Linked DNA regions of Mus musculus: regions 2, 3 and 4 are each linked to region 1. Evidence: chromatin loops called from intact Hi-C (ENCODE). Cell type or tissue: left cerebral cortex. All regions are shown on one strand.

Region 1 (8,000 bases):
TTGTGAATAAGACCATTTCTGAATTTCACTTTTAAATTCTTTCCTGCTTATTTTTCAAATGATTATTGGTAAGTTTCTTTATAACTTTAAAATTCTCTTCAGATTGAATCATGTGGCCTTCACATAAAGCTTGTTATGTATGGAAATGTCTTTAATATTTCTCCTAGTTGCCCTGGCTATACAAAGTTAATGCAGAGGAGTGCTTTGTACCCATCTTACAGGAAAGCAGCTCCTCTCTCACTGTCAAGTGTGATGTAAATCACGGGAATTTTCTCTGCACAGCAGACTGAGAAACCCTTCTACTGTTAGTTCTTGAGAGGACTCGCTGCTGCTGATGCTGCACTTGCTGGTGGTCATGTGGTTTGTCCTTCGTGTTACTGATGTATTTGATTCATTACTCTTCAACATGGAACTGTCTTGCCTTTCTAAGACAAGCCTGCATGCTCATGTCTTCAGCAGACTTGCAGGCACTTTCGTATTATTGGTGAGATTTGCAATTTTCAATCTCATATTTTCAATTTTATTAGTAATTGCTTCCATTTTCATTAGTTTCAACAAAATGGAAGAAATGACCACTTTGGGACCTGCTAATCACCCACAGTTTTCTATTTCTACAGTTGGTTCTCAGATGATAGCACAATACTTACTGGTTGTGAGACCTCTTGGACATGGGCACACTCGGCCAGCATGGAGCCCTGGGAGCCTCCCAGAGAAGTGTGTAGGTTGTTTCCTTCCTTTTCAGAAGGTTTCCTTATTTTCTTTGGGATTTCTTTGTGGTACAGTGTCTGAGGATTTCCACATTCTCTCCTGTTGTTGATTCCTTAATTATGCTTTTTAAAAATTTTTTGAACATATGTGGAGTGTGTGTGTGTGTGTGTGTGTGTGTGTGTGTGGTATGTGCATGCCATGGCATAGATGTGGAAGTCAGAGGAGCGGCCACTTACAGGAGCTGGTTCTCGCCAGCCACGTTGTGGGCCTGGGAATGGAGCTCAGGCCATCAGACTTGGTGCCAGATGTCTTCCACTCAACCATCTCGCAAGCCCTTAATTATACCTGAGAAGAGAATGTATTTTAAAAGATTGAACAAGCCTTTTGATTAATTCATTTATTATTTTGTCTTGCATATGAACACAGAGCATTTTCATGTACATTGCAAAAGATTAACATTCTGCTCACTTTTAGCACCTCATTTTATGTGTATGAGTTTTCAGTGTCGTTGTACAAGTTTGATCCATCCGTGTTCACTTCCTGTCTACTTTTCCTATGAATTATTAAGAGAAGAGCCTGAAGTCACCAACTCGAGCCCGGCTTTGCATCATTGAGTTTCAGTGAACAGTGAGCGTCGTCCTCTGTGGCTGCAGCTCCACTCCATCATCTTGGAGTACAGACCTTCGTATTGCATAGTGATGCCATAGCTGTGCTAATCCCATAGGTCAATGCATTGTTCATGTCTTTATAGAAATACTATCATCAACAAAGTTACTGCTCCGAGAGCTGTAGAAAGGTGCACCTCATATAATTACAGCCCATAGATAATGTGTAGTGATGAGAGTAAACAGATTGGTTGCTGGCTTGTGTGTTTTGGTACTATAGTATTTAACATTCTGTTAGAACACAGCCTTCTGTTTATATGTTAGAAAGTCTACTCTGAAGCAGTATGTCAGGCTAAGTGAGCAGCAACCTCAAGTTCACACTTAAACTGCATTTGTGCACTGCATCGTTTTCTCTTGTGTGTGACTTAATCCCCTAGTGTTGTGTTCATCACGCACCTTCATGTGGGCTGTGTTACCACTCTTGCAATAAGCACGTTGACTGACTGGGCATGAAAGGAGGAACTCAGGTGCATAAGTGGAAGTCAGTGAGAGCTGTTGTTGCTTGTTTTTTGGGCAGGGTCCATTCTGTTATAGCTGTGTTAAAATATTTTTCTTAGTAGGTGCCTTTGGTTTTTAATGACTTTATCTGATAACAATCTATTTTAGGATATGATTGACATAATTCTCTAGTTAAATAGAACTTCTTTGAACCAATAAATGTCTTATCTAAATTTGATTATTATTATTTTCATCTATATTGCATCTGTACATTTTGAACTCTTACCTAGCAGTTTAAGGTTTGATACCACCACATACACAGCCACATATATAAGACTGTGTATAACCATTATATGTGTATATATGCATGTAGGTGCACATACATGTTTCCTCTTTAGTTTGCTTTTTTGGTATTCTTTGTCCCTTCCTGTCAGCTTACCCTTTAATGGCATTTCGTTGTCGTCTGAAAACTCCACTGTGCATTTGTACTTAAAACACATGTTCTCTATTATAATTTCTCCTGGAATTTTACGTTTGTGGGCGATCGTTTTCCTGGATGTACAGTTATTACTGGGCAGTTTTGTTTCTTGTTTCTTCTAGCATTTCAAAATATCATTTCACTGTCTTCTGGCCACTCTTAGTTCTACTTGCGAAGTTAGCACTCAATTGAATTGTTTTTCCTTTGTACATTAGTACTGGTTTTTCTCTTGCTACAAATTAAGATTTCTTCCTTTGTCTTTATTGTTCAGTAACTTGAATTTGAAGTGTCTAGGTGTAGGTGTCTTTGTGTTTGCCCCAGCTAGCATTAGCTTAACTGCTAGCTTCACCTGCCTTGTAGACTGGGGGCTCTTCTTTCAGTAGGACATTGTCAGTCACTGTTCTTTTAAACGTTTCCTCTTTCCTCTTGTTTCCTCTTAGATGTATGTTGAGCCCTCAGATTGGATGCCTGTGTGAGACTTGTACTTTCCTTGGAGTTTGTTCTTCATAGTTACTCATCTATCTTCAGCTCACATTTACAGGGTTAGGGCCATTTTCCTTCTGAAATGGGGTGTTAGTATTAGAGTGAGTTTAAGTTTTTCTATTAATTTGTCAGATCTCTACTTTTTGTTTTTTCATATTTTTCTTTTCTGTACTGACATTTCCATCTGTATCATTCTCATCAAGTCCTTAAACAGTTCCCTTTTATTTCATCTAACATTTCACTAGCCAGTTGCAAATACTTTTTAGCTGTACATAAATGCCATTCCTGCTTGTTATTCTCATCGTGAATGATGTATGTTTGGACAAAAATCAGGGGCTTAAAATAAGGTATTTGTAGTAACTCTGTATTCTATTTAATCTTTTTCCTCCAAGGACTTATGTTTTCATTTCATGTTCAGCATCTTTAGTCCAGTTTGTAGATTGAATGTCCTTCATGGTATGTGCTGCACATCTCTCAATTCTGATTTGATGTTACCCTGAGTCCCAGAACTCAGTGTTGTATGCTATCTGAAATCATGCTGGTGGGCCACGTGATCAGGAAGTACACATTTGGTCCATAACAGTTTTAAATTTTGGATCTCAAATGGGGCTCATAATGCCCTGTGCAGCCATTTCCTTGCTAAAGCTCTGTCTAGACCATCAGTGCTGCCTGCCTCTGCTTGGACATTCGGCTACTGGAGCTGGGCAGTATTCCTGATTCCTTCCACTTCACTTTTTTTTTTTTTTTTTTTTTTTTTTTTTTACAGTGTAGAGTTTGGGTCTCTGATGGTGTCACTGCTAAGCCTTCCAGACCAAGCTGGAGGGATCTGAGCAGACAAGAACACCTCAGACTTGAGTATTTTTACCCAGAGTCCAGTACTGCCTCCTAAAATGCTTCCCAGCTTGTCTGTAATGGGCCTGTACCAGAGCAGTGCAGGTCCTTTCCTGCACCCCTGTCCAGCTCTGTTGTTTCTTGGGGAGGTTTGCTGACTGACTGTTCATCACAAGTGCCGCCTTTTCTGGCAGCTTTAAAGGTGCAGATTCACCTGCTGAAGTTCTGCCTCAGCCCCAGTTCTCTAGTCCCTTCCTCTTACCAGTGCTGCAAATCAGAGGTCTCTGAGATTAGAACACCCTGCTCATCATGCCACCCAGCCTACCCACCTTGCCGTACAGTCTGTCCTCAGAGTACTGTATCATGAGAGGAATGTCACTCTTGGATAATGGTTACTAGTAAATTTGTTGTGTGTGGTCTTTTAAAAATAATATCTTGGTAATATCAGATACTCAATGCTGAATTTAATGGAAATTTACAAGTGCTATTCCCTGATTTTCCTTTATAAAAGAAGATTTAGATAACATTACCCCATGGTACAGAATGTTTAAATAGTTAACATTTGTGCCGCAGTATAGCTTTTGGCTCGTGAAAAATGAAAGCTGTCAGCGATCTGGGCAATAAGATTCATCGCCAATAGTCACTAGCAACAGCACACAGCACTTGAGTCTCCGTGAGGTCCGCAGCAGTAGGAGCTGCTGTAATGAAAGGCATTTAGGCGCAATCACTCTGCTGTCGTTCCTCGCTGGATCCAACATGGGCTTGTGTGAGTATGTGAAGCAAACAGCATTTAAAGATAGGCTTGAGCGGTGTGGGAAGAGGGTAGCTCAGTGCTTACATGGAGAGAATGTCGTAATGTGGACATCACGCTACCCTAAAATAAAAAGGTAGTTTATTTGCTTTAGTTGGTTAAAGCTTCAGGAAAGCTACCTCTTGGTTAGAAGGAAACTGATAATGCTGGTCTAATGTTGCCGTGGTAACAGCTCATGCTGATAGGATTGAGAATATCGTATACATCCTGGTTTGCATTTTCTCTCTGCCATTTTGAGTTATTCTGGAGGTATATGAAGGAAGCTAGGATAGCTAGCTGGGGAAAAAAAAGCTAAACCTCGTTACATAAAACATCTTTGGCATTATTCTCTTATCTAGTAGTACCTCCTACTGGGCATTTGGGCGTTGCTTTGGGGGCTTTTCTTTTAAAACAAAAGAGAGCTCTTGGTTTTCGGCTGCCTGCTCCAGCGTATGTGTTTACACCATCGCTGCCTCCAGAGATTAGCATAACTCCCTTTGCAGTCGGGCTGTTGTTCTGAGCAATATGCTCTGGAGACATTGCCTGTCATCATGAATGGTGAGTTGGTCTCGGAGACTTTTCAACTATATATTTTTAAAAAATATTTAGTTGTACAAGGAAAAATATTTTGTAGACAAGGTTATTAAAGCCAGAGCTGTGGTAATGACCTTTGTGTTGATGCTTTTAAAGTAGGCATTATTGTAAAGAGCCCGGGAGAGCCATTAGGAGCTGTAAACAGCCAGTGCTGACAGCTCCAGCATGCCAGCTCTGATTGTCTCTATGGTTGATCTCTGTTCACTAGAACTGCTCTTGTTTTCTGTATTGTAAAGATAAGGAGAATACCTATATACTGCAAAGGAGGTTTTTATTTTAGTATTTGGTGTTCAAGATATCCATATTTAACATAACTTTAATTACTTTTGTCATCCAAATACTATTTTTTGTTAGGTTCTTTTGGGCACTATTTTTTAAATACTAATTCTGAAAATAAGATGCTGCCAAAATTGTATTGATTTTTTTTTGAGGGTTGCTTTTAATTGTAAGTAGTTTAAAATAGTGAATTAAGGATGAAATAAATATGTATGTTTTGGCTTTGGAGGCTTTGTTAAAATTAGTTTGGGAAAATGATTTATGAAACTAAATCGCTTGTGAAAAATTTATCTTTTGCTATGACTGTTTATTTTTCTTAGGATGTTCAAAAGTGCTTTTATTTTTATTTTTTTTTCCGAGAAAATCTGCCATAGTGTGTACTGCAGCTTACCATAGGGCAGGAGCTGTTCACTTCAAGCAAACCTGCAGCTAAAAATAGACACACTGTTGTCAGAGAGAGTGTTTGCTCAGAGCATCACTCATTAGCATCTCTGCTGAGCCGGAAAGGGCTGGTCCAGGTGTCCCTTATAGGGGGAGCATTATGTGGCCCTGTGATGACAGGGTTCTTGCCTAAGACATGTAGGATTGGCTTCTGGATCAGAAAGTTTTTTTAATGGTATAGTGAAGGCATTCAAAGCCAAAGAACCTTGTCGTCATAAGTAGAGATGGCTTCATTAAAGGGAGGAAATGCTCTTTATCCTGCTGCAATCTAAAATTACCTTCATGTTACAGAGTGGCGTTTGATACACAAGGAGTTGTCTTACATGAAAATGTGAAGAATTGCCTGGACGATTACGTTCTTGTTTCCAGAGTAGATTTTCTGATTTAGTCCTTGAAATTTGGGCTGATAGTGTGAAATCAATGTGTTGACATTTCTTAGAATTCTGCAGATATGAAAGCTGGTTATCATGCTATTCATTTATTTGGATAAAGCTATGTTTCCTTTAAAAGTTTGCACATAGCCTTAGAATCTTTACCAGCCACAGTGGTGCTGTTGGATCTGGCCAGCTGGTGTTTGAGTGGGGGACATCGCTGCTGTTCCTTTCTCGTCCTGAGCTATGGCGGAAAGGTTTGTGTGCTTGGTCATAGTTGCCTCCCGACAGCCCTTTCTACCACACACGTGTGCTGGTAACAAGTAGACATTGGCTTCTCCAAGGAGGTTCAGTCCTAAATAAATTCATTCCTGCTGTGACTTGAGTGCTCTAGCCATTTAAAGTATGGGAAATTATAAGTGTGGCTTCATTAATAAAAATAATCAAATATTGGGCCGTTTTATCTGAGTCTAAAATTATGATGAGTTTCTCTATGTGGTGCATACAGCTATGTTTATGTGGAAATTGCTGGAAAGCTTTCTTTTTTCCTTCCTGGTAATTCTATGTTCTTCTTCTGTGAGAATCTATCTGCTCTTGGCCCTCTCAGCGCTGCATTGTCTGAGTGATCTCATTCCTGCCCACGCCTCAGTCACTACCTGAGACATCCATTACAAGAGTCAGCTTCGTCTTTCTCCCTTAACATCTGTCCCTTTATCTCTGGTCCTCGCTTCTCTTAGTGACTCCATAACCCGCATGAGAAGAAAAGCAAGAATCTAGGGTTGTTTGTAACTTGTCACCCTGGTTGTGTATATGCTCATTTAGTTCCATTGACTGTACATCAGGAGTTTTCTCTAGGCCCAATAACACTAGGAAGGCCTTTAGAACTGGGCATCAGTCTCTTTTCAGCGGCCTTACACTGACTGGCTTCATGTTTCTGCCTCTTCAGATGACTTTTCATACTGAGTTTTAAATTGAAATAAGTCCATTTCTTAATACAGTGTGAAACTTGCAATTCTGGAATTGCAAATCTGGAATCTAAAGATTAAGCTCCTTAGCAAGTTAGGGGAGATCCACCTGTGCGTCATGTATGAGTAATGACCTCCCATAGTTATATTCCTTGTAGAAATCACACAAACAATAATAGCTTTCAGTATCTCCATTACAAACTCTGAAGGTGATGTTGCTATACTTTCAAAGCACAAAAGCGGATTATATATTTGCCTGTGAGTCTCTGGATCTTAAGTGAAAGCTATCCCTTGAGGACTTTAATTGTTCTCATCTGCTCTTTCCTCTCTGGCATCGAAAGATTGCTTGTAAATGGAAGAAGAGCCTTGGCTGCCCCCTTGTAAGTTGCTTTCATTTGGTGAGGATTTTCTCTTGTTAAGCAAGTTTTGTGAAAACATTGTAAAGGAGTTCTCCCCAAATTCATCTGGGTTCCATACGGCCCTCCGACTAGACGACATGGCACAGCATGCACAGCGATAGGTGCTGTTGCCTTCCGAGGCAAAGGAAGAGCTAAGCTTTGACAAGGACCAGCACTGGCACTGGTGAAGGAGCCTGGAATTAAAACACCTTTCTCCACTTTTCTTTCTGAGACCACGTGATTTCATTATTTTCTCTGTGCCTGGTGTTCTATCATCACAGCATGTAGCAGGTTGCAGTGCTGTTTGTGTAAGATGGAGCTGAGTCATCTGACACATTGAGTTACTGTGCACTCCTGGTTCACATACCAATTCCTATTCGGAAAACCGGAGCCAGCAAGCTGTGGAGAAGAAACACCAGTCAACAGGTCCTTTGTTACAGCTGATAAGGGGAGCAAGAGCGGGTCTTCTGTACACGGTGGGGTGACTAGAGAGGATGATTTTGCATTCTGTTGTTTCAGTGGAAGAAGATTTCTTATGATCTCACTGCAAAAATAGGCAGGA
Region 2 (8,000 bases), 86 kb after region 1:
GCGTCTGTCTCCACCTCATGGTCATCCCTAGCCTTCCTCTGATTATTCTTCTAGTCCCTATCCCAGCCACGCTGGTGACCCGGCTATTTCTGCCTTCAGAAATCCACAGAGCAGCACTCAGCAGATGCTGTGGAGATTGAGGGGGAGGGAGAAACGGGGAAGGTGATGAGCACTAGGAAGGGCTTCTTCACCTCATCTAACTATTCCTTGATATTCCTTCACAGACCTGCCCCACGCATGCCTTAGTTGATCCCACATCAAGCCCAGTGGACAATCAAATTTAACCATTTTAGGAGGTAATTACTATTAGGAAGGAGAAATAAATGCTGGTGAAGTAGATCTTCGTGTCCACATGATATGATCACCTGGGGAAAAATGGGGAGCCCCGCAAGGTGAACTGCACTGGTGCCGCAAATTCCACGGATGATGTCACCATTCAAGCGGCTACACTCCAGGAAAAGCCAAGGTATCTTAAAAGCACGTGAAAAGCACTTTATGTTTAAGTGTGCGCTGGGATGGTTCAACACGGGATTTCCCTATGTGAACTGCAGGGCTGTGGCACGATGGAGCCACACAGGGTGTGCGCCAGTTCAGGAGTTCCCCTGCAATGGAAGATGCGCAGCATTCTTAGCTCCAGCAACTCCATCCTTTTCCAGTCAGCAGCAAGAAAAAACTCACCCGCACCAACTTCCAAAACAATCCCCCAGGCAGGTTATACGCGCAATGGTCTCTTCTGTGTGGCCGGCTCCCCCTCCGTGTGACAGTGCTGCTGGCCTGCCCCCCCCCCCCCTCATGGCTCCTTCTTTTCTTGTCTCTGCTGGACTCCACCCCTGCAGCCTTTGGCTGGCACTTGACCAGCCCCTTGCCTGCCACCATCACAGGACACCTCAGCTCCCCCTGCCCACTCCTCTTGTCTCTACACAAGCTTTCCAACTTCCCCTCTATGAATGACTCTTAAAACTCTGTATCACTGCATGATATTCAAAGTAGCATTTCCAACTGTTATGTGGTCATTCATGCCCAGAAAAGCTCCTGTTTGGTTTCAAGCCAAACTGGCTATTTTCCTCCAAAACTTTGTATTGCCATGGCTGTGTCTGTGTCTGAAATGGCAACCCCAAGCATATTCTAAATCCAGAACATGATGACTGCTTTGGACTCCCTCCTCTTCTTCCCTCACATGCAGATGCTTGCCCTGCCCTGCCTCTTCTCTCTGAAGACTCTCCTGGCTGCTTCCTGTCTGTCACTGCAATTTAAGATGCTGTGTAGCTTAGAACACAGTCACAGCCTCCCCACACGGCTTCCACGCCAATTCATTTCTTGATACTTCCACAAAAGGAATTTCTGTAGGTAATAATAGTAAGTAACATTAGCTCCGTGCTTAGAATAGGCCACACACTATTCTAAGTGTCTCCTGCCTATTTTAATCTGAACTGCCACTCAGAGCTATTGTTACACAACTGGAACTTCTTATACTTTAATGCTGAGGTCAAAGAGATCCGGAGAGGTTAAATAACTTTTTGTACCTAGACCTAACTCAGGAGTGACAACACCAGGATTCTAGGTCTTGGTGGCTTCCACATCCCCTGGCTGTCTTTGGCCTCCTTTGACCCTACAGTATCATATTTTATCTTAGAATCTTCCATTGAATTTCTTTCCTGCTGCCTTTTCTTTCCCACTTTGCTCTCCTAATGCATCGGGTGGCTACCTATGTATCTATCACTTACGATTCATTTATTTTATTAATATAAAATAAATATATATTTATTGTTAAAATTAGATATTTTTTCCTAAGATATACTTGGTTTCCCTCCCCCAGCTCCTTCCAGAGTCTCCCCACACACCCAAATCCATGCCCTTTCTTTTTCTCTCTCATTAGAAAACAAACAGGCATCTAAAAATAATAATAAAATATGATGAAATTAAAAACAAAGCAGAATAAGACAAAACAAGCGCACAAGCCAACAACAACAAAAGAGCCAAAGAAACATAAATGCAGAGGCACACACATTCACACATAGAGAAGGCACAAGGGCACAAGACCGGAAACCACAACGTATCAGCACTGGCAATCTACTGCCAGGCATGGATCTGTCCGTAAGTGTGGTTGATATAGCCTTTGCAAGTGGTTATCAAGATGGCTTCTGAGTTGAGGTTGGAGGCTTGTGTGTCCACTGGCACCCTGTCTGGCTTAGCTCCAGAGCAGCTGTTTGCTAATCTATTTACCGACTATTACAGATGGGCGAGTGGTGTGTGGTGTGTGTTCCTTGGTGCAAGTGTCTTCGTACGTCTGTGTGAGTATAGAGACCAGAGGCAAACTCAAGTGCTGGGCTAAAGATACAATCTCCATTTGTTTGTTACCTAGTCTCTCTTTGGTCTAGAACTAGCCCAGGACACCAGGCTAGCTGTCCAGCAAGCCTTAGGGATCCCCTGCCTTCCCAGATCTGAAGTCACTACACCTGGCTTTTTTCTCCTTGCTGGTAAGTGTCCTTTCTGGCTCATTTTTTCATAAAATAGGCCTAATATCTAGAACACTTCCTGAGAGTTTTACATTTAACAGGCAAGCATGTTACTGCCCGAGCTATCTCTGCAGACCTCACCGGCTGTTTTAAGAAATGCTCCAGGAAAGCTCTTTTTTAGCTCAGCGTCTACAGCAGCAGTTGCCAGGCCTCTCTCCCTCTCTCCTCCTAACAATGAAGAGAAGTGACTACGTACAGGTGACTCCGAGCTCCTCTCCTCAGGTTACACACAAAGCCGCATCTTCAGCTTTTCTTTGCTTTAATCCCGATGTTGCTTTATGGATGGAAGAGAATGGAGCAAATAAATAAACAGCGCTTTGTAAAGAGTGCTATAGAGTGGTCTGTAAATGGAGAGTCCAGTTACCCTAGGATGGAGCGATGCAGTTTCTCCAACAAGAAAAACAGGAGCTTCTAAGCAAAGTATGCGATACACGTGTTCCCAGGGAAGAGAAAGTTGAGCCCTACAAAATAGGAACTTGGTCTGGGAAATGTCTTGTAATCATAATTGCTAAAGTTAGACTTACAACTTCAGAGGGGTTATCCACAGAAAATGTTGGTAACCCGAAAACCTCCGCTGTACAGAGTTTGCCGGGAGGAGCCCCTCCCTTCTGCTCCCTGGAAGTTTTGAGGCATTGGCAAATGTCCTCCTCAGAATCCCAGCGGATTCAGTCCTTTCCCTCTTAGAGCCTCTGCCTCTCCACTCTGCCTCCGCCCGGCTTCTGAGACCCTCCGGCGCCACGGTGGACTACAACTCCCGGCGTGCCCCGTGCTTCGCGCTGCTCTGGGCTTCGCGCGTGGCGGCCACCCGGCGGCTGGGTGGGAGGTAAGTGATGGGCTCGCAGGCTGTCCTGGGAACACGCCCGCCCTCCTCTCCAGGATGAAAGGAACCAGAGAACACCAGGATAAGAACAAAAACAAACAAACAAACAAAACACCCAATTTACCCCAAACGCCCGCCCTGCGGTCCCCGTGAGTTCGGTACCCCGCGGGCGAACACTTTGTCACCTGGAGTGGAGCAGGGCAGAGCTGGCGGGACAGGGCAGGTCGTAGGTGCTAGGGTCTGCGCCACACACCTAGCAACTCCCACCCAACACTGAGACCGCCCTGTACTCCCTCAGAATCTCAGAAGAAACTTTTCCCTCTGTCCCACGCACCACCTCCAGTTGCTTAGACGACGCTGGCGGGGAAGACGCCCGTGCTTTGCCCAGGAGACGCCCTTCGGGACGCGTGCAGCTCTGCCCTCGGGGACTTCGGTCCAGCACGGGACCAGGTGGAAGGTTCCTACAGAACAGCCTGGCTTTCCTGGGCCGTCGGTGCTTCCTGGAGGTGGGTGCGGGTCAACATAGAAGCCACTCAAAGTGCGCTCTTCCTGCTGGCCTCCCCTCCCCCATCCAAGGGCACTTTCAAGTGGGCCCAAAGGTTCTCTATTCCAGAATCCAGAAGCCAGGGTATCCATAGCTACCTCAGTACGGATGTACTTCCTTAGAAAATCTTTTTTGGGCGCCCCTACACACACACACACACACACACACCACGTTCTGCAATCACAAAGCATATAACGTTCACGTGCTTCACGTAACTCAAATACAATGTTAACATAGTTAATATACAAGTCCCTCAGACAAGAGTAAATGGCTAATGTGCTTGTGGAGTGTACAAAGATGAGTGGCTGAATCCACACTGACATTCACAAATGTCCGTTTATTTCCAAAGTTAGAAACTAGATGGTAAGTGAAACCATCATTTTGGAGACCTGTAACACTTCCAGAAACACATTTACGTAGGCAAACTTTTGAACACAGCAGGCAGGAAGGGAGGGAGAAGGCACTTGGGGAAACTCCAGAGGCCTTCCTCCCATCAGTGTGCCTGAGGAACTCGGGCATGCCTACATCTCTTTGAGCCTTTCCCTTGGAGGATGTGACCAGAGCTCCTTTGAGAGCAGTTCTCAGCTGTACTGTCCCCTGACTCCCAATGCAAAGCCATCCTTTTTATCTTTTGTCATTGGGAAACGAGTTAGGAGTTCCCATGAAGTCCCAGAGTATGGATCTGCTGACAGTCAATGATCCGTGACCCTATTTTGGTCATTCATGATAATGCACCCACATATGGACCTCAGCCCAAAATAGTACATAGAAATACTGAGCAGTTACCATTCACCCCTAAAAATTTACAACTGCTTGTTGCAATGAGGCAGTAGAGGCAAAGCCCAGAAAAGAGAGACTTTGAATAAATGTTTCTCAGCTATGGTCTTTCAGGAAGCTGAAAATTTCTAATGCCATTCCTAAAATAGATGTGTGAGTGATTTTGGCATTCAGGATCTAGATTTAGACTATACCTGTTAACCTTTGATCTCTGAATGCCCTTAAGGGTTAGTAGAGAAAAGGGAAGCCAGTTTATCCTAGGTTCTGCCTAAAATGTACACATTCCACTTGCTGAGAACTGAGGGTCCTAGTATGGATCTTGAATGTTGTTTTGAGTGGGGTTTATTTGTTTTGTCACTGTTTTGGCTTGGGTTTTGTTGGTGCCAAGCATTGGGGTCAGTGGATATCTTGAATTAAAAGCATCGAAATGTTGGTATCTGTTTCCTACCACATATATACAATATGTTAAGGTTTATGGGAATGTCTCCCCACCTCAGGAATACCACCCCTCCACACACACACAGAGGAATACCACCCCATACAAAGAGAGAGAGAGAGAGACAGAGACAGAGAGAGAGAGACAGAGAGAGACAGAGAAAGAGAGAGAGACAGAGAAAGACACAGAGAGAGAGAGACAGAGAAAGAAAGAGAGAGACAGAGAAAGACACACACACACACACAGAGAGAGAGAGAGAGAGAGAGAGAGAGAGAGAGAGGGAGAGAGAGAGAGAGGAATACCACCTCTACATACACATGTAAACCAAGTAGCAGTTTCCAGCCAATCCAGGAACTAACTGTAAGATTGAACAGATAACAATCGAAAACTCAACCCTAGTCTCTTTCCTCTACTCTCAGTTTCCTGAATTAGAACTTAAGATGGCGGTAGGTTGGCATGCCTTAATTATATGTGACCTAAGCAGGATCAAATGCTCAGGGTTAGAAGTGTTAACTGAATTTTTCTTGGGGTGGGGTGGGGGGGAGGTGTTAAGCTTTTTATGCAACTAAGACAACCCTTAAATTTGAAGTTTTTCTTTTGTAGAGAAAAAGGGTTTGCTTGTTTCTGTTTGGTTTTGATTGGCTTCCTGGGGTGGAGTGTGAATGTTTGCGGGAGCTCTGGTCTTCTATTTCATATTCTCTCTGAGAGTTGCTGCTTCCTATGAGGAGTGAGGGATTTGCTAGCTGACCAGAGCCTTCCTTATCCTCACAAAGAGATTACTTAAAAGCCAGCTCCGGGAACTTTGTCCCCGCCTCTGTTAGGAAAAAGAAAGACTAATGCAGGACTCAGTTTCCGAGTGTTCACTGTGGACAGCCCGTAAGCCCTGGATTTTCTCTTATTTTTCCCTCAGGGAGAAGACAAAATAGTTTGAAACATGGCATGGCTGCAGAAGAGCATTAAGACCTGTGTGGCAACAGGGAAGGGTTAGGGGAAGGAAGCAGCTATGGAAACAGCTTCTTGCTTGTACAAGGCATGTGCAAGGAGAACTCTGCCTCTTTGGAAGTGGGGAATCATCCCCTCCCGCTAATTGCGCTGAAGGTAGTTAGCCAAAGTGAACAGGGCACGCTGTAGCTTTAAAAAGTCAGCCATGAACCAACCAGAAGGCAGTTGCGGCTTGTGTGCGATTCCTAACGTCATGTTGGCTGCAAGCCAGCCTGGTTTTATTTCACTGTGTCAAATTGTACCTCCTGATTTGAATTCTCTTGCCCGACTACTTTGTGAAAGAAAGCATTGGGGTTTCTTTGGCTGTTCTTGATAAGCCTATTTAAAAAAAAAAAAAACGCTGTGTTTTAGTTGCTTCTAGGTAGGTTTGCTTTTTACCTTTTCATGAAAGAAAAGGGAAATAAATGATAGTAAGGATAATAAGACGGCGTGGTGCGCTGTTGCAGAGCGTGGCTTCAGTTGTTCTGTTTTGTTTCTGAGATGCATCGAAAATGGTGAATGTGTAATAGTTTCCAACTAAAGTGCCATTCTTCATGTGGCTGGAGCAGCAGCTCTCTCTCTCTCTCTCTCTCTCTCTCTCTCTCTCTCTCTGTGTGTGTGTGTGTGTGTGTGTGTGTGTGTGTGTCTACTCTGTGACTGTGTGCATGGGTGCTAATATCTATATTATAAATATTGGCTTTCTTTAGCAGTGATCTTAGAGGCTTGGCAGTTGGAAGTTTGTGTGTGTGTGTGTGTGTGTGTGTGTGTGTGTGTGTGCGCACACGCACACGCACTCTGATCTCACACTTGCGATGTTGTTTGCTAGTCATCCACTTCTGGCAAAGTAACGGCATCTTCTGAATTTACTGAACAGTGCACTTGCCGTGTCACAGGGATCCCCGGAGAAGGAGTGTCGAAGTCTAAAGTGGTCTGAGAGGAAATGTATTTAAATTATGGCTTTAGCTGAATTCAGGGAAACAGATTTCCAGGCCAGGCTTTTTGTTTTGACTTTCTTGTATTTAAAGCAGGTTCCCCTCCCCCTTTTGCTAATTGTATATAAGTTGGGGAGGGCTTTTATTTTTTATACATTCGTCATCTGATAAACAAAAAGACAGTGGTGTTACTGTATCTCAAATGTTTTTTATGGTTTTACATAAATCTGATGAGCTGCCTGCCCCCCAGTCCCCAGCCCCCACACAGATCCTAACATCTCAACACCCCACCTTGAACCCCACCACCCCTTCTGTGATACAATGTCTGGGAGTTTTGTTGTTGTTGTTTTGGTTGGTTGGTTGGTTGGTTGGTTTTAGTTGTTTGTTTGTTGTTGGCATTTATTTATTTATTTATTTATTTTTAGCTTTCTGCTTTACTTTGGCATGGCTACCTCCCAGATTGAGTTTCGCTAATAATATATGAGGTAGGGGAATACTTTCTGACAAAGGCTTTAATTAAGTCCCTTCTGCATTTCGTTGAAAGATAGGGAACTGAAAAATGAAGAAAAAAAAATCACAGAGGGGTCCAGAAATGAAGGCTTGTTTTTCTCTACTTCTGACTATGGGTTGCAATGTCTTCAGGGAGCTAGGCATTTGGAGGAAGCCCTGCCAGGTCACAGTCCCTTGTTTAGGAGGAGGCTTCAGTTTTATTTGTACATTCTTACTGTGAAGGCGATGCAAAAGAGAGCACCGCGAGCTGTCCTCCAGCCTCTGAGCTGTGGTCCTGTCTCTCCAGCAGGAGGGGACTGGAGACGGAAACGAGCATGCGTGAACTGTGTGGACTTGTATGTTTCCGGTTGGGAGTATGTCCCCTCTCCCTTTTGAAGAATTAAACCCAAGCTTTTCTCCCTTATTGATTAGTTGCGGAAGTAAAGGAACTCTGCCCGCTGCCCCATGCTCTCTGTCGACATGGACAACAAGGGAAATGGCCCTG
Region 3 (8,000 bases), 210 kb after region 1:
GCCTCTGCCCTTGGGAGTGCCCACGACCATGTGAGCAGGCGGCTCTGCAGCCCAGGGAAGTAGTACCTTCATGTGTGGGAAATAAACAACAAATTCTAACTATGGCATACTCTGTCTCTAGGATAGCTGGTTCCTGGAGACCAGGAAAAGTAGCTCGGGAAATAGCCAATTTGGGTAGGGACAAAATTAATCCCACTCAAAAGACAGAAAAGCAACAGGAGCGAAGCAGTGAACTTGGTGAGTCACGGAGAGCAGTGCCCAGAGCTCAGGACCATCTGTAGATCAGGACTTAATCAGAGCTTCCTGGTGACTCAGCTTTACGCGTCTTTGAGGAGGAGGAGGAGGTCTGGGAACCAGGGACAGGCTGGTCCATGCTGTATGACTCGCTGGGTTTTCCCCATGTCCAGGAAGTCAGGCTTGTAACTAAATTTCAGTCCCTTCCTGGTCCAGGTGGGCAGGAAGTGCCTGAGTTCTTTTGGGTCACTTTTGGGTCATACCTGGGGGTGGGAGAACCCACCAAACAGGACTGGCTGTTCCTGAGTCTTTGTACCTTGGGGGTGGTTGGCATCACTCGTTCCACAGGTATACACAAAACGAAGAAGTCGGGGCACACTGACAGAGGCAGGGGAATGACAGGTGGAAACACAAAGAACGAAGCAGTCGGGACACACTAACAGAGGCAGGGGAATGACAGGTGGAAACACAAAGCTCTTAAGTGCTGCTGTCTGGAGCCATTTAGCTTTGGCCTGCAGCCCTGCGTGTGCACCCCAGACACTCCTGAGGGCACGGCTGGACTATCACACAGCAAGATGATGGATGTCTAAAGTGAGCTATGAAGAAAAGGTCAACTTGTGCTCAGAACATTCTGTTTAAGAAGGGCAAAGTACTACATAAAGCATCTTAGAGAAATTACTTTCCAAAATAAAAATGTTAGGTTGGCAAGTTTAGGTTGCATTATTCTGGCTTTTAATATCATCGCTACTTAAAATATGAAATTTATTTCAGGTTGCAATATTGAAAATCTCATCCAAAGATAATTGGGGATTTTTTTTATGTTCTTTCTGATGTACAAGCATGAGTCACACATAAGTTATGCACATATACATGTATTTTTGTGTGTTGTTTTAAAGATGGTCCCTTGTGTATGTGTATAGGTACAAGCGCGTGCGCGCGTGCGCGTATGTGTGTGTGTGTGTGTGTGTGTGTGTGTGTGTGTGTGTGTGTGTGTGCCTGTTCATATGTCTGTGTACCACATGCATAAGTGGGATCCTCTGGAACTGAAGTTTGTTACAGTTGGTTGTGAGCTGTGTGGGCGCTGAGAACTGGATCCAGGGCCTCTACAAAAACATCAAGTACCCTTAACTGATGAGGCCACAAAACTGTGTGTTTGTTATATGTCGTGTGTATGTGTTATGTCATATATGTGTTTGTATGTGTATGTGTATATGTGTGGTGTGTGTGGCATGTATGTATGTGTGGGATGTGTGTGTGGGATGTATGTATTATGTGTATGTGTGTATGTATGTGTGTAATGTTTGCCTCCCTCCTCTCTCCTATCACCATCTTCCAAGTTTTCCTTTCTTCCATCTGAACTCGAGCTGTTTTGCTCAGTGTTCTGCCCTGACTCTCATCTTACTAGAGATACTGTCGGCAATCAATCTAATCCACTATCGATTGCTCCGATGGCCACCATATTTGTACTTCTGATGTAGTTCTCACTCACGTGAGACTTTGTACAAGACTGTGTACAAGGACACACAGGGATGTGTGTAGCATCTTGTCTGGAGGGAAAACCCAATACATCCAACAATGTAACTTTGGGGACATGAGGACTTTTCATTTTCTTCCTTCCTCCATCTTCACAATCACCTCTAGCCCTCAATTCTGCCTCCTCTTTGCTGTTTCACATGTGGAGCTACCGTGACCAGGAAGGTAAAGTGCTCCGTGTCCTGAAGTATTTACAGTGCTGAGAGTCTTGCTCTACACTGAGCACTTCGTACTTAGGAGATCATGTCATGACAAGATGGAAGTCAGGGAGCAGACTCTTCTCTGCTGTGAGTGGATAAAGGCTGAGAAGGGCAAGGGGTTGCCTCAGTGCTCATGACTGGCAAGGAGGGAGCCAGGATTCCATTGCTGAGCCCCGGTCTCCAGGATTTTCAATGAATGCCAGTTTGGGTCTAGTCTGAAAACAGGTTTCCTGAAACAGGTAAACTAAGCATAAGCCTTCTGCAGGGATTTTCCAAAGATCATATGGAAGTAGAAATAGGCCAGGGAGCTTGATGGAGACTGTTTTAGTGCCTCTGATCTGAAGGGCAACAGTTTGTGAGATGGAAGGTTATGTAGGATTAATTAGTGATGTATCTCTGACAACAGGAATGCGTAACGGTCGAGCCACAGGGGAATTTGCTGCTTGACCTCACTAGCGCCTTGTGAATCTCTGCATTAACAGGCAAGATCTAATCCCACTCCGTGCCCTTTAAATCCATCGTTGCTGTGTTGCTGTTGATGCTCTTGTTGTTGATGATGTTGTTGTTCATGATGATGACAATGACACTGTTGCTGTCAATTTCAAATTAACACACCCCTACTATCTTTTAGAAAAACAAAACAAATTACTATGGAAAAAAGTCAGCCATTTCAGGGCTTTGGTGAAGAAGATGTAGGGTTTCTTAGTGCTAAACTAGATTTCCTTTTCTCTTAAAATGTTCATACAATATTTTCACAGTGGGGTGAGGGGAAGATTCCTGACAGGGTATCCAATCACACACATTATTGAATAAGAATGGCTGTATATTAAAAGATTTACTGGAGGCATAATTTCTAATTCTTTCTTGATGAAAACGTGCTTGTGAAATAAACGGCATAAATTTCTCTGAATCAAATAAGAATTCTAGGAAGTAAAGAATTTTTTTTAATCTTTAATATTTCTGCCTGTGAGCTATTATTGTTCTCTGTAAGAGAGTGGAGCAATTATTCTGAAAGTATAATCCTTTGAAAAAGAATTCTCTTCATTTTGGTGCCTCTGTATTATTGGTTTGGGTCTACATATATGCATATATGTTTGCTAAGTAGATATAAACAAATGTACATAGCTGTGCATGAACACATGGTACACATATGCACTGCCAACATGCCCAGATATTAATGAGCCAAGCTAGGTCTCTTGTATGAACTGCTATGTAGAAATATACTGGCTTGATTTTCAAATCCATTGCATCTCTTCCTCTTTATAAAAATACGGAATGCATAAAGTATTATACAGAGTATAATGTTTTCTTCAAAATCAAAGTAGCATCCAGGTAAGAGAGGGCCCCTTTTCTCCCGTTCTCAATCCGCTGCTACCCACGGCCTTCTAGACAGGATCCTTCCAGCCGCCTCTGAGAACATCATGTTCCCATTTCTGTCTCCTTGAATCAATTCACTCAAACAAAAGGTCGTCACAGACAGCAACCCAGTCTGGCTGATTTGACCATTTTAACGAAAATCAGAGTCTTTGTTTCTATGTCAGGAGATGCTGACCTGTGCCACAGCCCCAGCCCCCATTACAGCTTTTAACACCCTCACAGCCTTCCATCCCACCACCCAAGCCACCCCCTGCCACCCCCAATCAGAAAGAGACTGGACAGAACAGAGAAACAACAAAAAGACAACCAAGGATCCCGTCCTATGGCAACACGCCTCAATTATACTGGCAAAAATAGCTATTTTAAAAAATAGCAACCACGAGGGAGAAAATGTATTGATTTTTTTTTCATTATTTTTTCCTCCTGTTGCTAGGATGTAGTCATTATTAAAGAAGACTTGTTGCCTAGGTGAAAAAAATCTTCCCAGAGTAAAGGAACAGTGCGCCCCCTGCTGACCAGAAACGTACGCTGTTGGATTTGATTTCCGGGGCATATTCATTGTTTTTCTTGGTTTTGTTTTGCCTCCTCCAGCCCCAAGTTTAAAACAAAACAGATGAGGTTAGACACTTTGATCAGACAGCTTCGAATTTCACCTGCAAAGTTATATTCCAAGGATTTCAGAAACACACATAAAAGAATCTAGAGAGGTCCCTCCCCAGCCCCCCCCAGCCCCCCTCCCCCATTCCATAGACATGAAGGAAATCTGTCAAGGCCCAGGTCTTCTGCTGCCTGTGACTCTTCATCTCTAGTTTTTTAACTTGTGTTGAGCCTGGCACTTACGGTGGCTCTGACCTACTGATTTTAGTTATTTGGCCATCAGAACTTGTGGGAAAACCCAAGACAAGAAAGTACTTGTATTGCTAACAGGTAACTTTTGATGATCACTTAATACTCATAATAAAAGAGAGAGAATTCCATAGAAATGTTGGTTTCTTTCTCCCTGGGAATAATTGACTTCTAACATTAAAACCAAGGAAGGGCAGAAGTGGGCCCATCACAGTTTAGATGTACACGTAAGCCCACACGACTACACTCTGCCCATGAAGCTATTGTCTAACAGAGCCTGACTCCGTAGCCAGGCTGAAGAATTATCAATATATTAATCTGTCCATCCAAGGTAAAATCATGGCATGGGTTTAATCAGCTAAAGAGAGGGTGTGGGAAATGAAAATGGCTGAGCTAGATGGACATTTGGGGTACCCCGCCAACGCTGTTTGACAGTATGTTAATGGGAACTGAGTCAGAGCACCCAAAGACTCATGAGGGCAGCTAGGAGAGATTATCAGAAGACAATAAAATTTCACAAGAACAGTGGGCAATGTCAAAGGCAAAGGGAAGGTCATGAAAGATGAGCCCTAATGACCTCAAGAGAGTCTGGTTAGAAATCCAACTTTAGTGTGAGCTTAAATGATAAACAAGAATGTAATGGCAGAAAGTAAAATAATAATAACAATAATGATAACGATGTAAAACTATCATAGTGATGTGAAGAAAACAACCAGACAGCACACAGGGAGAAGGCACAGGAGCTAAGCTTCCTAAGATTAACAGACGGGAGACTGAAGGTTAATAAGGAAGAGCAGCTGTCCCCAGTCCCTGTTGAGCAGAGGAAGAGGTTCGGGCGTTCAAATTTCAGCACCACCAATATTCACCACCATGGCCAAGGAAGGCATAGCTGCTGTGGGTGTAATGGATGTCAACACTGCTCTATAAGAGGTGCTGAAGACCGCCCTTATCCACAATGGCCTAGCACAAGGCATATGCAAAACTGCCAAAGCCTTAGACAAGCACCACGCCCATCTCTGTGCATTTGCATCCAAATGTGATGAGCCCGTGTATGTCAAGTTGGTGGGGGCACTTTGTGCCGAGCACCATATTGTCAAGGTTGGTAACAACAAGAAACCAGGAGAATGGGTAGGCCTCTGTAAAAATCCATCGAGAAGGGGAGCCACAGAAAGTGGTTGGTTGCAGTTGTGCAATGGTTAAGGACAATGGCAAAGAAGCCCAGGCCTAGTGTGTCATCGGGCAGTACTTCAAATGCAAGGAATGAGCCAATGAACAGGGAGGGAAGACCTGATTGGTCTGTCCGAGTTCAAGAGAATGTGAAGAGAAAGCAACAGCGATGATCAAGCATGCAGGCCGAGTCTTGGAAAAGAGGAAGCATGCATTTTCTTCTGGGACCCCTGGCAGCTAGGAAAGAAACATGAGAGATTTTGAATGGGGCTGGTGAGTTAGGGATGACGGTGCTGGGAAGAAAGCACAGAGCCTGGCTATATCTCCACGCCAGAGCAGCGCTTCAGAAGACAAAGAAAGGAAAACTGTCAAAACAATGATGAAGGCCTTGACGAAGGGTTTTAGTTCGGTGTCAGAGACCTGGACTGATGTGAGCAAGGCCCTGCATTGGAAGCATAGCACAGAGAGAGACAGAGAGAGAGAGAGAGAGAGAGAGAGAGAGAGAGAGAGAGAGAGAGGAAGAAGGAGGAGGAGGAGAAGGAGGAGGGGGAGGGAGGAGGGAGAGACAGAGACAGAGAGAAAGCAAGCTTATCTAGACAGTGTTGAGGGATAGGTATGGAGGTGGTTCTGATGCTAAGGTCCTGTTCCCCAATTGGTTCTTGCTCTGTTAGTAAAGAAGCGATGGGCCAATTGCTGGAAGGGATAAGGGGGACTTCTGAGTCTCTGTAGGCAAGCGGAGAGACATAAAGGACTTCCAGGTCCCTGGAAGCAAGGGACAAATGCAAGGGAAGAGAGGAGAGATGAGTTGGCCATGCTTCTGATGGAGATAAGTTGACCAGCCATGTGAGATCTAGAAACATACAGGCCATTCCTATAGCAGGTGGTCAGGGGCATTTAGCAGGGACTAGATGTAACTTAGCAACTAAAGTTTAGGGCAGGTGGGAGGTGCAGAGATAAGAATATTCATAAGGGCATGCTTTTTCTAAGAGGGAGATAGTAGCGCCCAATAATTGGATCAAAAGGCAAGTTAAAATTGAACAGCTGTGTATCTGTGTCTTATCGGTGGATTCAAGGGAAGCTGGGTGGGGGATGGTAACACAGCCCGGTCCTGGAGCTTAGATGGGGTAACAAAGCTACACACAACAGATAGGTTGTAAGGCTGGAAACAGGGAACTGAGGTGAGCTCTGAGATCATACATACAAGCAACAGTAGACCAAGCAGGTTGTGTTTACATACTTAGGACTGCATGTATATAACAACTAAAGACAAAGAAGCTATGAACTTGAGAGAGAGAGAGAGAGAGAGAGAGAGAGAGAGAGAGAGAAGGTACAGAAGAAAGGCTAGAGAGAGGGAAGGGAAGGGAGCGATGTGATTATAATTTCAACAAAAAGAAATATTTTAAAAACAGACATGGTTGAGTGGCTTCCTTCGGCTGCAACAGATCAACAAAAGGGGCTAAAAGTCAGAAACAAGAAGTGGGGTGGATTCTGCTATAGCTGGGAATAGCCGAGGGAAGGGAAGAGGAAACTGTTCTTCTGTTAAGAAGGCAGCAGAGGATGAGGCAGGTAGTGAAGCTGGTGTGGAGAGGAGGGGTTGGCGTGGGCTGACACAGAAGATATCGAAGAAGTCACGGGGTGAAAAGCACGAGTGTAACCCGCCCGGCGTTTTTATGCTCGCTCTTGTTCCTGAGTAATGATACAGAGGTTTATATTTATGAGTAAATACCTAGGCCTTAAGCTAGGCTTGCTCCCCTATGAGCCCTGAGCTTATATTAACCCATTTATTCTATGCTATATGTGCCACGTGGCTGGTTAGTTACCAGTCCTCGGTTTCATACATCCAACTTCCTCCAAGTCTGGGTGGGGAATTTGCCATACCTGACTCTTTTCCAGAGTTGTCTTTCTGCCCGAAAGTCCCACTTTACTGTCCTGCCTTTTGCAATAGGCCATAGGCTTTTTATTAGCCAATCAGAAGATGCCTTAGGCGGGCGAAGGAAGGACAGAGACACATCTTCACACGGTATACAAAAATATCACTCCAACACACAAGTCAGTGGGAGAGTTAGCTGGGAGAAGGTGGTCAAGGTTGGAAGCAAAGGGGGGGGGGTCTAGAAGGGCTTTGAGAATTCATGATCTGGGAAAAGAGCCTTACCAGGTGTAGATTGTGCTGGAAATAATGATCTCTGGACAGAGTGTGAACCTAGAGCCTGGCGTCCAAGCCTTCATAGAATGAAGAAAGATGGCTGGGTTCTAAGATGAGGTTCAAACGACTACAAGATGGGAGACCAGCATAGACTCAAAGCTTTCACCCTCCAGTAGCTCTCTGTGGAAGCAAATGGTAAGTGGTTCCTCATTTAGTTCCCTGTACATTTGATGCCACCCCTGGAGAAGCTAGTGTTACCCACAGTCACAGAATATAAAACTGAAGGCTAGTTACCTAAGTCTCCTCAGATCATAACAGCACACACACACAGACACACACAAACATACACACACATACACACAAACATACACAGACACACACAGACACACACTCACACACAGACACACACAAGCATACACACAGACACACACACACAGATACACACATACACACAGACACATATACACAGACATACACAGACACACACTCACACACAGACA
Region 4 (8,000 bases), 590 kb after region 1:
CTCTGTGGTCCTCCAAAGCCCGTGTGCTTCATGATACGAGCCTCCCTCCCTCTTCCTTTCTGATGTCATTCCTTTCTAGGGAAGTCTTTGACATGATCGTCTCTTTATCCAATCCTCACTAAATCTCATAAAGATAGGTTTAAAGACATTTCTCTTGCGTATGGCCATAAAACTGAAAACAGAAGCACAGAAAGTTCCAGTAAGTCCTTCCATGTTGCCTCACAGTTGCCTCTTGTCAATATTAATATCCATGCTTAGCTCTTCCCACCGCAAATTTCCCTGTAGAATCTGGTCTCTTCCTCTCATGTATTCTTCCTTTCCCTCTGCATCAAAGTCAACATTCAAGAGCTAAATCAAAGTCTTCTTGGGGATAGGATGCTCTGTCAGCTGCAGCCCCTGCTCTTTATCAGCAAGAACTCTGAGAATGTGGTAGGGCTGTCCTTTAAATGCCCTGGAATGCATTTCTATACCTCAGTTGCAGAGCAAAGCTTACATCTTACACTTGTCTTAACACTAGAAAGAGACGGGCAGGATGCGGGTAGGAGAACATGTCCCAACAGTGATCACTCTCTAGCCCTCACAAAGTCACTCTGCAGAGCGAGGCTAATGTTGCTCTCTTTGGAGTCTTGCAGGAAGCATCCAGTTGAGCAGATCTCTTAAGCAGTAAGTATGCGGACTGCTTAACAGTTAGACGGGAAGTTCCTGGCATGTTTCCTACTGTCACCAGCTTAAGACAGTAATCAGGCTAAAGTTGGCTTCTCTGAATGCCAGTGACATTTTAACAGCATCTTGGAGCTCGTCAGTTCTTTTGTAACCTGGTCAATCTCTTTCTTTCATTTCAAGGCCTCTAACACTGTGTGCTTCCTGTTTCAGAACTTCAGGTAGCTTGTTGGTCAGTACCTATCAGATCTATGCCTTAGCTTCCTGTGTGAACATGCTCAATATAGACACAATGCCCGTCTCAACATTAACATATTTATAACCATTATACCTCTCCCTCCTGTGTACATATAAGACCTGCTCTAGCCCGCCAGATTACAGCAAAGACCTGATAAAGCATACTGGGTCATCTTTCTACCACAAGAATAGACTAAAACCAAAGTTGTTTTAGTGGCCACATTCCAACACATGGGCATAAAAAAAGCAACCAATGGCGGGAGCTAAAATGTCTTCAGTTGGGTAGCACATTGGCTAGCTCTTAGGCACAGCAAGACCCCATGTCTAGCTGATTTTCTTGTCAGTATGAACAAACACTTGGCAAGGAAGGAGGATTTATCTTCCTTACAGTTTTTTGGGGGGTGGGGGGGTTAGATATACAATTTGTCGTGTCAGGAAGGTGGGGCAGTGGGAGTGTACATAGCCAGTTGCTTGCATCTCAGCAGGACGAGAATCAGACTCTCTCCCAGGTCTCTTCCTCCCCCCCTTTTATTCATTCTGGACTCTGAACCCTTTCATGATGCCACTCACATTCAGGATGAGTCCCCCCCCCCCTCCTCTGTTAGAACTTTCTGGAAATGCCCAAATGCTTATGCCTGGAGGTGTGTCTCCGAGGTGACGCTCAGTCCAGGTGGGTTGACCGTGCAGATTAGCCATCACACCTTGGAAGGCAGGGCAACTGGCTCTCACCAGCAAACTCGCTGAACACTTGACACATTGCAGGCACCAGGGTGGGTACCAAAAACATGAAGAGGAATGAGCCACAGTCTCTGCCTTCTGGGAACTCAGTCGCCCCAGCGCTATGTGCACAGAGACTGCTAATAAACAGTCAATGGGTAGTTCCAATCAATAGTCCTGGTGGTCGTATGAAATCACAGAAGGAACCAAAACCTTTACGTCACAAATGATGCTTGTGAGCGAGCTGAAAGACCTCTCGTCCTAATGCAGATACAGCCTGCAATCGCTATGTCAGAATGACTTAAAGTATGGTTTGAGGCAGGTAATAAGAATCTTTTATAACAGTAAAATGTTTTAGCTGGCTCATTATGAGTAAGCGAAGTGTCTGGGCAAGACCAGAAGCTTTGGAAATGTCACAATTTTGCCCCTGGCCTTAGCAAAGTGCGATGATTTATCAGTGGCTTGTTCTTCGTATTTGTAAAATGGAGATAATACAAAACTATTATTCATGCATCATAGTAAAAAAAAAAAAAGTCCCCTGAAGACAGGAAATGTAAAAGCCACATTAGAGGCGTGCTTAATAATTCAGAATGCAGTGTGAAAGACGATCCGCTGTCTTTAGCTCCCTGTACCTAGGCGTTTTCAAGGAGCACAGTGCCAAAGTCCATTAGTGCTGGAAATGGGCATCGATGTGACGGTTGGGTCCCTGAGGCTGAACCGCTGAAATCAGATGTGTAACAGGAAGGCAGGAAGCTAAAGTCTGCTGCTTTGACTCCAGTCGGTCGCACCAAGTAAGAATTTTCCCGACACCTTCCCTTTAGAGTCTTCTGTTGGCTTGTGTGTTGGAAATGGTGAATGGCGTCCACACTCAAGGTTGCTGCGATTCTAAAAGTGCTAATAACGTTGGCCTCGATGCTCAGCTGTTCTTGATATCAAAGCATGATAACAGAGGCTGGGCAGGCCTGGTGTGACGCTGTGACTTACTGTCTGGGTGACCACAGAAATGCCTTGGTATATCAAGGTTCTCTCTCCGTAAAGGATGGTGCCATCTCACGGGAAAGAGAAGATGGGGTATGGTAGCTCTGACCTCAAAGTGACTCCAAAGGCACATGCGTTAAAGGATTGGTCTCCAAACTGTAGCACCACTGGGCGACCTTAGGAGACAGCGCCTAGTGGGAGACTTCTAGGGATATGCTTTGAAAGGGCTGTTGGAAAACCAACCCTTCCTGCTTCCCTCTTTCCTTATGGCTACTGTGTAGCAAACAGGCCTCCTTTGTCATGTCCTTCCATGATGCACTGCCTGGTCACCAGCCCTAAGGCGATGGGGCCAAGTGACCCTGCACTGGAGCCATGAGCTAAAATAATCCTTTCGTCCTTAAGAGCTGGTTTGCCGGGCATTTTATCCCAGTGACAGAAGACTAATGAGAGGAGGAATAGCCAGGGAGATAAAGAACTTGGACACCAGGCCTAACAAAAAGCAAAGAATAGCAGCCATTCAGTAAACTTCAAACGGTATTAACTTCGAACCTTTCAGAATAATGACTAGGGACAGAACTGCACAGAGCGTGTGACAAAGGACATAGGACCGCTTGTCCGGCTGTCTTGGGACCAGTGGATTGATGAAAGCCTGGTTAGACCCAGTATTTATTTATTCCACACGGTGCAACAGTGCCCTCTAGTGACAGATAGGTGAAGCTGCTCCCGGAGCAGGAGGCAAGCAAGAGGAAGAAAACTGCAAATGCTCTTGGACTTGGTAAAGACAGTGAGCTCTCCATGTTGGAGTTATCATATCAAAGAGCAATCTTTACCCGTGAGTCACCTTCAAAGACGTGACACGAGGCAGGGAAAATCAATAGGATTGTCAGGATTTGCCGCTATGCTGGAGGCTGCCTCCTTGCTCACTGGGAAAAAAAAAATCAGGACTCTTTTTGGACACATTAAATGTAACAGACGGGCAGGGATCGCTGGTATTCCACACTGGGGTTTGATTGGATAGGGACAGCGGGGAGGGTCCGAGCCATGTGTATCACTCATTCTATGAAAAGCTTGCAAACCACATATTTCAGTTAATGTCAAGGTCAGAACTTAGCTTGGAGGAAATCCCTTCTGTTCCTGCCTCCTTCCTCCTTACTGGGTGTCTGAGGAGTGTGACAGGATTGTGTGTGACATGAGAGAGACCCTGGAAGGTCCCACACAGCACTACTCCAGTCAGTAATGGTGACTGCTATTCTTTTTCTGTTGTTCCAAGGACCCAGGGACAAGGAAAGGAATGCCATGAGGCGCAATGACCCTTTTCATTGTTTGGCTTGGAGCACAGCCTCACTCACTTCTTGTGATGTTCTACCGATCAATTATATCATTGTTTTGAGACAAAGTCTCCTTCTCTTCCTAGGCTAGCCCAGAATATAGCATTTCGCCCAGGCTGGCCTTGAACTCACAGCACTTCTTCCTCAGAGCTCTCAGGATTGACTATAGCTTGACTATAAGCTTGGTCCTGGACTTAGGATGGTACTGAAAGGAAATATAGTTAGAAACTCAGCTGAGACGCAGACCTGAGACTGTCAAAACCACCTTCAAGGATGTGTGCGTATGTTAAGACAGATGAAGTGCTCACTCCAGGCAGGGCCATCACTCTTCTCTGTCGCTCTCAGCCAATGTGGATGTAGACCCTAATGCTTCACACTAGAGCGACTCTATCATAATTCCCTTACTCTTTTGTTTTTAGCTTGCTGACAGTGATCCCACAGGTAAACACTGTTCCCTGCTAATCAGCTGATTGAATGTGTCAGATCCTCAGCCTGGCTCAGACTACTATGAGAGGTGTTCTTATTCCAATATCCTAAAGTGAGTTCACTATCCCGAAAAGGAGACGGCAGAGAAATAGAAAAAGAAGCATCAAGACAGACATCCAGGGTGTTCGCTGGAGAAGAGTGGCAGAGATACGTGCTCGAGACTCAGGCAAAGGGCCCCACGTGCCCTCGATGCAGAAAGAATTGGTGCTACACACCTTCTCGTGGTACGGTCCTAAGACAATCCAGCCGCAGAAGGTGTACCCCAGGTAGATCATGCCAGCGCAAGCACAGAACCGGAGAACTTTGGGCAGTGAGGCTTGCATGGTTAAAATGAGCACCTGGAAGACAAAGGCGCGGACAGCTCGTCTCGGAGGATGAGAACCAGCTGGCAGAACTCAGAGGAGGAGCCCGTGTCAACCACAATGGCACTTCTGAGAGCTTACGTTGTACGTCTGAAAGTAACCCAGATATCTGATGACTCCAACCCAGACAAAGAGCGTCGACGTCCCGAGCAAGATGCTGCACACGTCATAGTTTGTGAGCTTCTGAGGAGGGAAAAGAAAACAGCTGAGCCGACACCCCAGTCCCCTTGGCTTGCTTACCTCACTTTAACAGATGAGAAGAACTGACTGTCCCCTACCTATGTCTATCACCCCAGTACTTGGGAGGCTGAGACTACAGAATCAACATGCATTTCCAAGGCCAGCCTGGACCACATAGTAATTTCTAGGCCAGCCTGGACTTCAGAGTGAGACCTTGTTTCAAAACAAAAATGAAGAAAAGGAAGAAGGAGAAAGAGAATGAGTGGGGAGAAGGATGAAGAAGAAGAGGCAGAAGAAGAAAAAGAAAAAGAAGAAAAAGAGGAGGAGGAGGAGAAGAGGAAGAGGGGAGAGGAGAAGAAAGAGGGAGAAGGAGGGGGAGGGAAGGGGAGGGGAAGGAAGAAGAGGGAAGCTTCAAATTTTTGGGTTTTATTTTAGTATTTTTTAGAACTTATTATTCTGAAATAGGACTTGCATTTGCCACTGGCCTAGGCATGAAAGGGCCTGGTGTTTGGCAAAGAACAAGCAATATAATCCATTGACTTTCGGAAGCAAACTCCAGTGTGACTTACAGACACGAGTTCCTGCTCTCAAGGGATTCTAGGCTTCACTGAAGAGACAAGCAGCCATTTAATACAATATGCTAAATTCAATGAGAGATATGCTGCTGACACTTGTCCCAGAGGCCTTCGCATGGGGATGACCTGGAGCGCAGCGGGACACACAGCGCAGGCTGGAGAGAAGTCTACGGCATAGGGACAGAGTCTGAACACACCCCGAGGCTGAGGCCTGGTGTGTGGAATGGCAGTATTAGAGCCAGGATGGAACCAGAGATAAATGATGGGGACCCTAGAGGCCATGATGAAGCGGAGGTCACTTCATCCTAAGTAGATCCTGGAAGGCAGAAAGGATGGTAACAGCAAGATGGGTAGTTTCAGGAAGACTGCCCAGCCACTGTACGGCTGGGTCTGCGGGATAGAAGGTCAGAATCACAAAGCTGCTGAGGGAGGCCAGGCCAGAGAGGGAGTCAGCCCGAGGGAAGCCAAAGGAAGCTGGAATAGAGACAGGGAGACCCTGTAGCTATGGTGAGGGCAGTTTTGTGAGAGTGATGTAGAACAGAGAAGAGAACAGTTGAGAGACTCAGCCTAGTCGTGAGAACAAACCAACCAACATATGCAACTGGTCAGACCATATAGGCACTTGAGAGCTGGGGATCTCTTGGCCATTGGGGCTCACAGCATCTGCGATGCCTCACACCTGCCACTGGCCCTTCAGGTGTTTAGGAGAAATGTCTGCTCTGTGTACCAGCCGCCTCCTTTGCAACTTACATAAGTAAATAGATACATCGAAAAATAAATGAATATAAAGCCCATTCCCTCAGTCTCCCCAAACTTAATTCCTGTTCAAATGATGCTACCTGCATTCCTGGAGGAAGGCCATAGGGTGTCACCTTCCACAGCGCACTCTTCCTGGAGAAGAACGTGAAGCAATGGGTGACAGAAAAGAGAAAACACAAGAAGCAGGCTAGTCCCCAGAAAGATTCCCCAGAAAGACTCCATGTCTTACAGGATGACCTGAGGTCATCCGGGACAATATAAGGTTCTAGATGTCACTGACCTTGGCTTTGATTTCCATCTTCAATATGGATCCAATTATTGTCATGAGGTCGCTGATAGTGACCAGGACGTACCATCCGTTGACGAATTCCCACTGGTCAGCGCCACACACGCGCTGTTTGTACTTCTCCAGGAAGAAGTTTAGAAATCTCTACGGCAAACATGTAAAAAAGACGTCTTACAAGTCACACTGACCTCCGGAGGCAGAAGACAAGAGCAAACAATTCCGAGCTGGCAGATCCACCTCACAGGGAGACGCGGTGCCACAGCCGAGTGGAGTTGTCTACTCCCGTGTAAGCAAGCATTTGAACATCTGCTAGATTAACCCAAACCCTGAGCACCTATGCTGTCCTTCCAAGAACACTAACACAGACTGTGTTCCAAATACTGCAAACTATGCCCTCATTTAAGCTGATTGATGGCAACCCCTTGAACTAGGATCCTCTTGTGGTCCAGATGAGGGTACTGTGTCCCCAATGCTGTCCCTGAACTTGGCAGAGAGGGACTTCAACCTTGGATACAGAATATCCAGAGGCCTGGAAGGCAGATATGAAGTAGATGTTTACAAAGTGAAAGCCAAGGGTCTGGAGAGATGTCTGCTTGAGAACACTGGCTGTTCTTCCAGAGGACCTGGGGTCAGCTCACAACTGTCTGTAGCTCCAGTTTCAGGAGATCTGCTGCCCTCTCCTGGCCTCTGGGGGCACCGCATGTACATGGTGTGCAGACACGCATGCATGCAAAACACTCAGACACACAAAATTAAAATATATAAATCTCAAAAAAAATAATAATTTAAAGTCAAAGTGGAAGTCGAGATCAAAGGAAATAGAACATGAGCCATTTCCTGCTCTGAAGTATTTCAGTGTCTTCCTGTTTCCCCTGACCCCAGTGGGACCCTAGATTCCCACCTCACGCCAGAATAACACACACAGTAAGCTGAAGTCAGTACACACTCCTGAGAAAACATACTTAAACAGCCAAAAAAAAAAAAAATTACAATGAAACTATTCAAGAAATCAAATCTAATTATTTGTGTTTCATTATAACCCATTTGCCTCCTCCTCAAAGTGAATTCTGACTTGAAGACAGAAAATGATGCAACCCACGCATGCTCTTAGGGTCATCCCTGAAATAAAATCTTCATTCTGGAAACCTCTAAACGCTTGAGAGATCACCACAAATACCTGTAGTTGTTAGCTCAACTTTAAGCCCAGGGAGTGGCACTATTAGAGGGTATAGCCCTGATGGAGTAGGTGTGTCCAGGTTGGAGTAGGTGTGTCCAGGTTGGAGTAGGTGTGGCCATGTTGGAGTGGGTGTGGCCATGTTGGAGTGGGCGTGGCCATGTTGGAATAGGTGTGGCCCTGTTGGATTAGGTGTGGCCCTGTGAGTGTGGGCTTTAAGACCCTAGGATAAGGATCCTAGCTGCCTGGAAGTCAGTA

What was found. Peaks named below come from ENCODE experiments on the same cell type or tissue, not always from the same donor. Only the 100,000 strongest peaks of a DNase experiment are listed, where the experiment ranks them.
Region 2: a loop joins it to region 1, with 2.4 times the contacts of the local background. A loop is called at or near these places in 7 of 42 quality-filtered maps.
Region 3: a loop joins it to region 1, with 3 times the contacts of the local background. A loop is called at or near these places in 7 of 42 quality-filtered maps.
Region 4: a loop joins it to region 1, with 4 times the contacts of the local background. A loop is called at or near these places in 2 of 42 quality-filtered maps.

What each region holds. Positions count from the first base shown.
Region 1 is chr3:146,766,885-146,774,884 of GRCm38, reverse strand. All of the region lies in intron 1 of Prkacb (protein kinase, cAMP dependent, catalytic, beta), which reads left to right. Among named protein-coding and RNA genes, the nearest start is that of Prkacb, 42 kb to the left of the region's middle. In left cerebral cortex, a CTCF peak has its summit at 4,760 (motif pointing left); DNase peaks (open chromatin) are centred at 6,766, 6,944, 7,845, 7,989 and 5 more places; H3K4me3 peaks cover 4,295 bases; H3K27ac peaks cover 4,926 bases.
Region 2 is chr3:146,680,775-146,688,774 of GRCm38, reverse strand. It overlaps Gm36521 (a long non-coding RNA gene), which reads right to left and starts at 3,760. Exons shown (of 3, transcript XR_376210.3): 1 at 3,671-3,760; 2 at 2,713-2,977; 3 at 468-602. It also overlaps a transcript of 4930503B20Rik not described here. In left cerebral cortex, CTCF peaks have their summits at 24 and 3,308; DNase peaks (open chromatin) are centred at 2,675, 3,257, 6,269, 6,939 and 3 more places; H3K4me3 peaks cover 1,787 bases; H3K27ac peaks cover 1,067 bases.
Region 3 is chr3:146,560,330-146,568,329 of GRCm38, reverse strand. No RefSeq gene overlaps it. Among named protein-coding and RNA genes, the nearest start is that of Uox, 33 kb to the left of the region's middle. In left cerebral cortex, a CTCF peak has its summit at 3,858 (motif pointing left); DNase peaks (open chromatin) are centred at 286, 3,439 and 3,844; H3K27ac peaks cover 933 bases.
Region 4 is chr3:146,180,418-146,188,417 of GRCm38, reverse strand. It overlaps Mcoln2 (mucolipin 2), which reads right to left. Exons shown (of 14, transcript NM_026656.5): 9 at 6,563-6,712; 10 at 4,850-4,951; 11 at 4,622-4,744. Among named protein-coding and RNA genes, the nearest start is that of Mcoln2, 35 kb to the right of the region's middle. In left cerebral cortex, CTCF peaks have their summits at 3,291 (motif pointing left) and 7,259 (motif pointing left); DNase peaks (open chromatin) are centred at 3,286 and 7,247.